Regions from separate parts of the Homo sapiens genome. Here region 2 is linked to region 1. The links are chromatin contacts, found by Hi-C in ENCODE. All regions are on one chromosome and are shown on one strand. The core of a region is the stretch at or near the end of the contact, and the rest is flanking DNA. Distances in the headings are between cores, read along the strand shown.

What was found. Hi-C counts contacts between places; a loop is a spot of excess contacts on that map. Pooled maps may share reads with other maps.
Region 2: a loop to region 1 is called in a pooled map, with 4 times the contacts of the local background. The contact joins the enhancer-like site here to the promoter of PRRG4 in region 1. A Hi-C loop is called at or near these places in 4 of 37 single-sample maps with no recorded cell type and 2 of 50 pooled maps.

What each region holds. Positions count from the first base shown.
Region 1 is chr11:32,828,515-32,831,214 of GRCh38, forward strand. PRRG4 (proline rich and Gla domain 4) reads left to right here and starts at 1,413. Exons shown (of 6, transcript NM_024081.6): 1 at 1,413-1,659; 2 at 1,994-2,118. The coding sequence starts at 2,016. It also overlaps a transcript of CCDC73 not described here. RefSeq lists a silencer at 1,190-1,569 and enhancers at 1,990-2,039, 2,050-2,109.
Region 2 is chr11:33,328,603-33,331,302 of GRCh38, forward strand. HIPK3 (homeodomain interacting protein kinase 3) reads left to right here. Exons shown (of 17, transcript NM_005734.5): 3 at 1-31. Among named protein-coding and RNA genes, the nearest start is that of KIAA1549L, 46 kb to the right of the region's middle. Within about 2 kb of position 1,314, at least 2 of the 41 ENCODE cell types and tissues checked have a DNase peak (open chromatin) inside an H3K27ac peak, as active enhancers do.

The DNA of each region.
Region 1 (2,700 bases), core at 163-2,662:
AAAAAAAAAAAAAATGAAGGGGGAAAAAATGTTTCCCTTGGTCCCCAGCAAGTGCCAGACCACTTCGACCAAAGCATAAATAGTGTTTCAAAGAACTGTTAAGCACGTTCTTTGGATAAAGAAGGATGTGACCATCACCTGGCATAGGTACTCTGTCCACCTGCTGCCTTCATTACTTGATGCAGCAGTTTTTGAAGTCTTTAATCAAGACCTTTTTACGCTCTTTTACATTATCAAGGACCCCAAAGAGCTTTCACTTATGTGAATTTTATCTAATGATATTTATTATCTAACATTAAAACTGAGAAATTTTCAAAATATTATTTGAAATCAAGACAACAAAGCTTACTTTTTGTTATGTTTATGCATAGACTCAAGGAAAAGATCAAGATTTCAAGATAATTACTTCAGAAAAATGAGGTTATAGCTATCCTAGTAGATATGAACAAATAGAACTAATCAAAGTACAAAAGCAGTAGCCAAGAGAGTTGGTGGACACCTGTAGTCCCAGCTACTCTGGAGGATGAGACAGGAGGATCTCTTGAGCCCAGGAGTTCCTGGGCAACAAAGTGAGACCCCCTACTCTGAAAAAGAAAAAAGGAAAGAAAAAAAATTAAGTTCACAAGTACTGAGAACAAATTTTATTAATCTCTATAAATCTACATAAATCTCTATAAAATGTACATACTGATAATGTAAACATACTACTATGGAAAATACCAGAAAATACAAGCACGCTCACTCAGGTATTCTATTAGGAGACAGAATGATGACGTTATTACACTTCAAATAGCCCCTGGAAATTTCCACTGTACACTCTTGAGAGAATGAAAGTGAAAATGGCAAATCATTTATTGTTACTATAATGGAAATAGTTTTGCCCTCAGAGACCCCTGGAAAAGATCTTGGAGACATCCCAGACCTGGCGGACCACCATTGGAGAACCAATGTAATCAATTACTTGTAAGGTCATTTCCATTTCTTATCACGAATAAAGGGTATTTTGTCTGATGAATATCTTGTCCTCGTCCCCGGACCACCCTTTTGAGAACAGTTGACCTAAGGTAACCACAGGACTCCTGGCCCAGTGGGACCCAAAGCGAAAAGCCCTGGACGCGCCGAGGGCGCTCTGCTTAAGACTGAGAACCGAAATGCTTCCTGAATTAGGATCATTGAGAACGCCGAGTGCAGACACAAATCGAAAAGCAGCCACCCGCGCCGCCAAGGCGGGGCCAGAACTGGCGGCAGGCGGCTGGCCCGCCCGGGGATGGGGCAGAAGCTGGGGCGGCTGAGAGCGCAGCGCGGGCTCCCGGGAGACGCCGGCCCACTGCCCGCCCGCTCGCCGCAGGTAGGCCCGGCCCCCGGGAGGTGGGGCGCGGCCAGGTGTCCCCAGGTAGCCGCCTCCTCCCGTCCTCCGTCGGCCGCCTCCCCGGACCGAGGCAGGACCTCACCCCGCGCGTGTTCCCCGGGCGCCCCTCTGCGAACCCCAGGCCCTTCCCAGGTTTGCGCGCGGGGGCCATCCAGACCCTGCGGAGAGCGAGGCCCGGAGCGTCGCCGAGGTTTGAGGGCGCCGGAGACCGAGGGCCTGGCGGCCGAAGGAACCGCCCCAAGAAGAGCCTCTGGCCCGGGGGCTGCTGGAACATGTGCGGGGGGACACAGGTACGAGGCCTGGCGGCAGGACCTCGGCGGGGAGGGGGTTACCTGGAAGGGGCCACCTCGGCGGACTGGGTTGGATTCGAACACATAGCGAGGGTTGCCCGCGGCGACAGGTGCCCGATCAGCCCTCGGCAGGGTCACTGGGCACGGCGTTTGTCCCAGGCGCTCTCAGGGGCTGCTTCCTGGGCGCGCGTCGGGTTCCGGCGACCGAAACCGCGCGCCGGGCGCTCTTGCGCCTAGGCTTTGAGTACAACAGGTTGGTGATTCAGTTCGACAGAAACTCAAAGTGCTGAGCTAGGGGCCTTTTTTTTTTAATATTTTTTTTTGTTTGTTTTAGTTTGTTTGACAGTTGCCAGACTATGTTTACGCTTCTGGTTCTACTCAGCCAACTGCCCACAGTTACCCTGGGGTTTCCTCATTGCGCAAGAGGTCCAAAGGCTTCTAAGCATGCGGGAGAAGAAGGTAAGCACTAAAACGTCCCTGGAACCCAGAGCCGCATAGCACAGATCTCAGTGAGAAAGTGCAGTATTTGAAATTACATACCCCCAGCAATCATAGAAACACTAAAATATCCTTTAGTTTAATTTGTGGCATATTTGGCAAGGTTGTGTTTTTTTATGTTCTTTAACTGCAATTTATAGAATTTGATGTCTGTGAGTCTCCTTTAATAAGTATATACGTAAGACCTAGTTTGTGGTTAATTGAATGGAAAACCTATTTCAGCTTCTGAAAATCAGTGAGTGACATTTCTCTAGATGAAGCTGTGTGGCGATTATAATAAGCATAATTACTTGTTCTTCCTGGAGAGGCGAACGGGGAGTCCAGGATCTAGTCTGGACTTGCGAGACCCTGGGCGAGATAACTTAATCCCGTTTGGCTTGAATGTCTTCATCTGTAAAAGTGATGCGGGTGGGGCGTAAAATGATCTCTGAGGTCCTTTTTGACTTCAGATGGTCTAGTTGTCTAGATAAAAGCAGCTAGTTGAGAAAAGATTAGGTTTGGGGCTTGCTAACCTGGAAGTCCACAGTTTTTAGGTTTCAGATC
Region 2 (2,700 bases), core at 64-2,563, 500 kb after region 1:
GCTCTACCCAGGAGCCTTGGAGTATGATCAGGTAACAAATAATGATAATCTAATAGAATTGGTAAAAAGTAAAGAATAATAACAGACTTACAGGAACACATGGCTGCAGGTGTACAATACACTGGAAAGTCTTTTTAACATAAAGTGGCAGAATCTGGGATCTTGTAGAATTGATTTTGAAAACTGTTTTATAATGCTGAAGTAAGTTTTCATAAAGTTACAGCCTATAGAATCTCAAAACCAGTTTTGTAAAATTATTGGGAAAATTTTATACTGTAAACATATAAAAGGTTGGATTGTGTGTCCATTTAATTAATTGTGCTTTGCTTGGGTGACAAACTTTGATGTGTGAAACGTCAGCCCCTCCCAAGGCATAAAAGCTCCTAAAAGGCGTTATAACTTTTGGTCTTAAACCAACTGCCATTATTGGTGTTTTAAATACCTCAGTAACTTGAACTCTTCTCAGTCTTTTTAGCTGTTTTGAGTGGTGCTGAAATTCTCTTTTAGCACTGTTTAATGATTCTCGGTAGAATTCAGCAAATTACCTTATTAAGCACACTTTTCATGGTAGTTTTCAGGTATATTCATTAGCCTTTCTGTACTATTAAACAGTGTTGTGTGCTAGTAGTCTTAAATATTAATACCAAGATTATTTTTTGGAGAAACTGCCATCTTATTTATTATTCTTTGAGTATCTTTGAGATAATGTACTCAACTCATTCTAATAGAAAATGCTAGTCAAAATCAACAAAGTAGTTACATTAATTTTGTCATTCTGATTAGTGAATATTTTTATTTAGATGATATTTAACTTTCAAGCAAGAAAAAATAGAAAATAGAAGAATTTAAAGCACCTATTACATAATCATGATTATAGCCTTGTATTTTAGGGCTATTTTCTCTATCAAGAGGAAAAAGAGAGGTAATTAATTTAGGTGACTTAAATGTTCCTGAGATGACTCTGTCATTTAATACTGATTATTAGATTAGATGTTATCATTGACTTTAATCTCTTGTCATCATCCATGAACCTTCCCTTTTAGGTTAGGTTTTCCATATTCTCTACCTTCCCTCCTCCATGTTCAGAATTCCACTGGGTTTCTGTAAAATTTTCCATACATCCTGTCTTCTTTCAGCTTTCTACCCAATTACTAGCTTTGATACAGATGCAAGACTACCGTCAGTTCTGAACGAGTTAGTAATTGAATCAGAGTCCCATAATCCTTTAGCTGTTGGAATACTGAGGCACCAGTAAAATGCTAGAAATACACCCTTGGCTTTGTAGATTAGCCTATGGCATGCATACCGCCCTGGAGCAGGACACCCTCTAGTGGCAATTTCAAGTTGATTTGTTATTATACTCGATTAGGACTTCACAGTTCATCTTGGACAACTGATATTAGTATTGAAAAGGACCCCAGAGATTACCCAGTAACTGCCCCCTTTTCATTTTATAAAGGAGAAAACTGAGGCCCAGAAAAATGAATTCACTTGTCAAAAGTCACAATAGTAATTTTAAAGACAAAGCCTTGACCAAAACTCAGTTTTTCTAAATTTTATAATGAATGTTTGTTTTTTTTAAACTAAACTTGGAACAGGTATTATCTGATCCAGATTGACAATGTTTTCAGGATGTATATTACCAAAGGGATTAAAAAAAGTCATTGGCCCTTGGCATATAGCATCAATAGTCTCACAGTTCAGTGGGGTTTTTTTGTCTTTGTTTGTTTTTCTTTTTTCTTTTGAGATGAAGTCTTGCTCTGTCGCCCAGGCTGGAGTGCAGTGGCGTGATCTCAGCTCACTGCAACATCCGCCTCCCGGATTCAAGCGATTCTTCTGCCTCAGCCTCCTGAGTAGCTGGGATTACAGGCACACACCACCATGCCCGGCCAATTTTTGTATTTTTAGTAGAGATGGGGTTTCACCATGTTGGCCAGGCTGGTCTCGAACTCTTGACCTTGTGATTTGCCTGCCTCAGCCTCCCAAAGTGTTGGGATTACAGGCGTGAGCCACTGTGCCCCGCCCACAGTTCAATGTTTTAAAATATTTTACAAAATACATGAATGCAAAGCAAATAAATTGTAGTGATTTTGTGGGCGTCTTTGTTTTGGCCCTAATCTGGGACTTTAAGCTCATTTTCAAGCATGGTATTTGTTATAAAGGCTTTGATAAATTTTGATAATTTTTTTTTTTTTCCCTATCAGTCTTAACTTGGTTTAGGACTTTCAAGTGCTTTTTTTTTTGCACTTGTTAAAATGTTCACATATGTTTTTCTTTTTTCTTTTTCTTTTTCTTTTTTGAGACAGGGTCTCACTCTGTCGCCCAGGCCTGAGTGCAGTGGTTCCATCTCGGCTCACTGCAACCTCCGCCTCATAGGTTCAAGCAATTTTTCCACCTCAGCCTCCTTAGTAGCTGGGACTACAGGTGTGTGCCACCATGCCTGGCTAATTTTTTATTTTTAGTAGAGATGGGGTTTCATCATATTGACGAGGCAGGTCTTAAACTCCTGATCTCAAATGATCCACCCACCTTGGCCTCCCAAAGTGTTGGGAATACAGGCAAGAGCCACTGCGCCTGGCCACATATGTTTCTCAGAACAGCTTTAGTCTGTTTATTAATGTGTTTGACTTTCATAGATTTTCCCCATCTCGCTAGATTGTGATCACCTAATGTTAGGATGTGAAAGGGCCACCAGTAGGG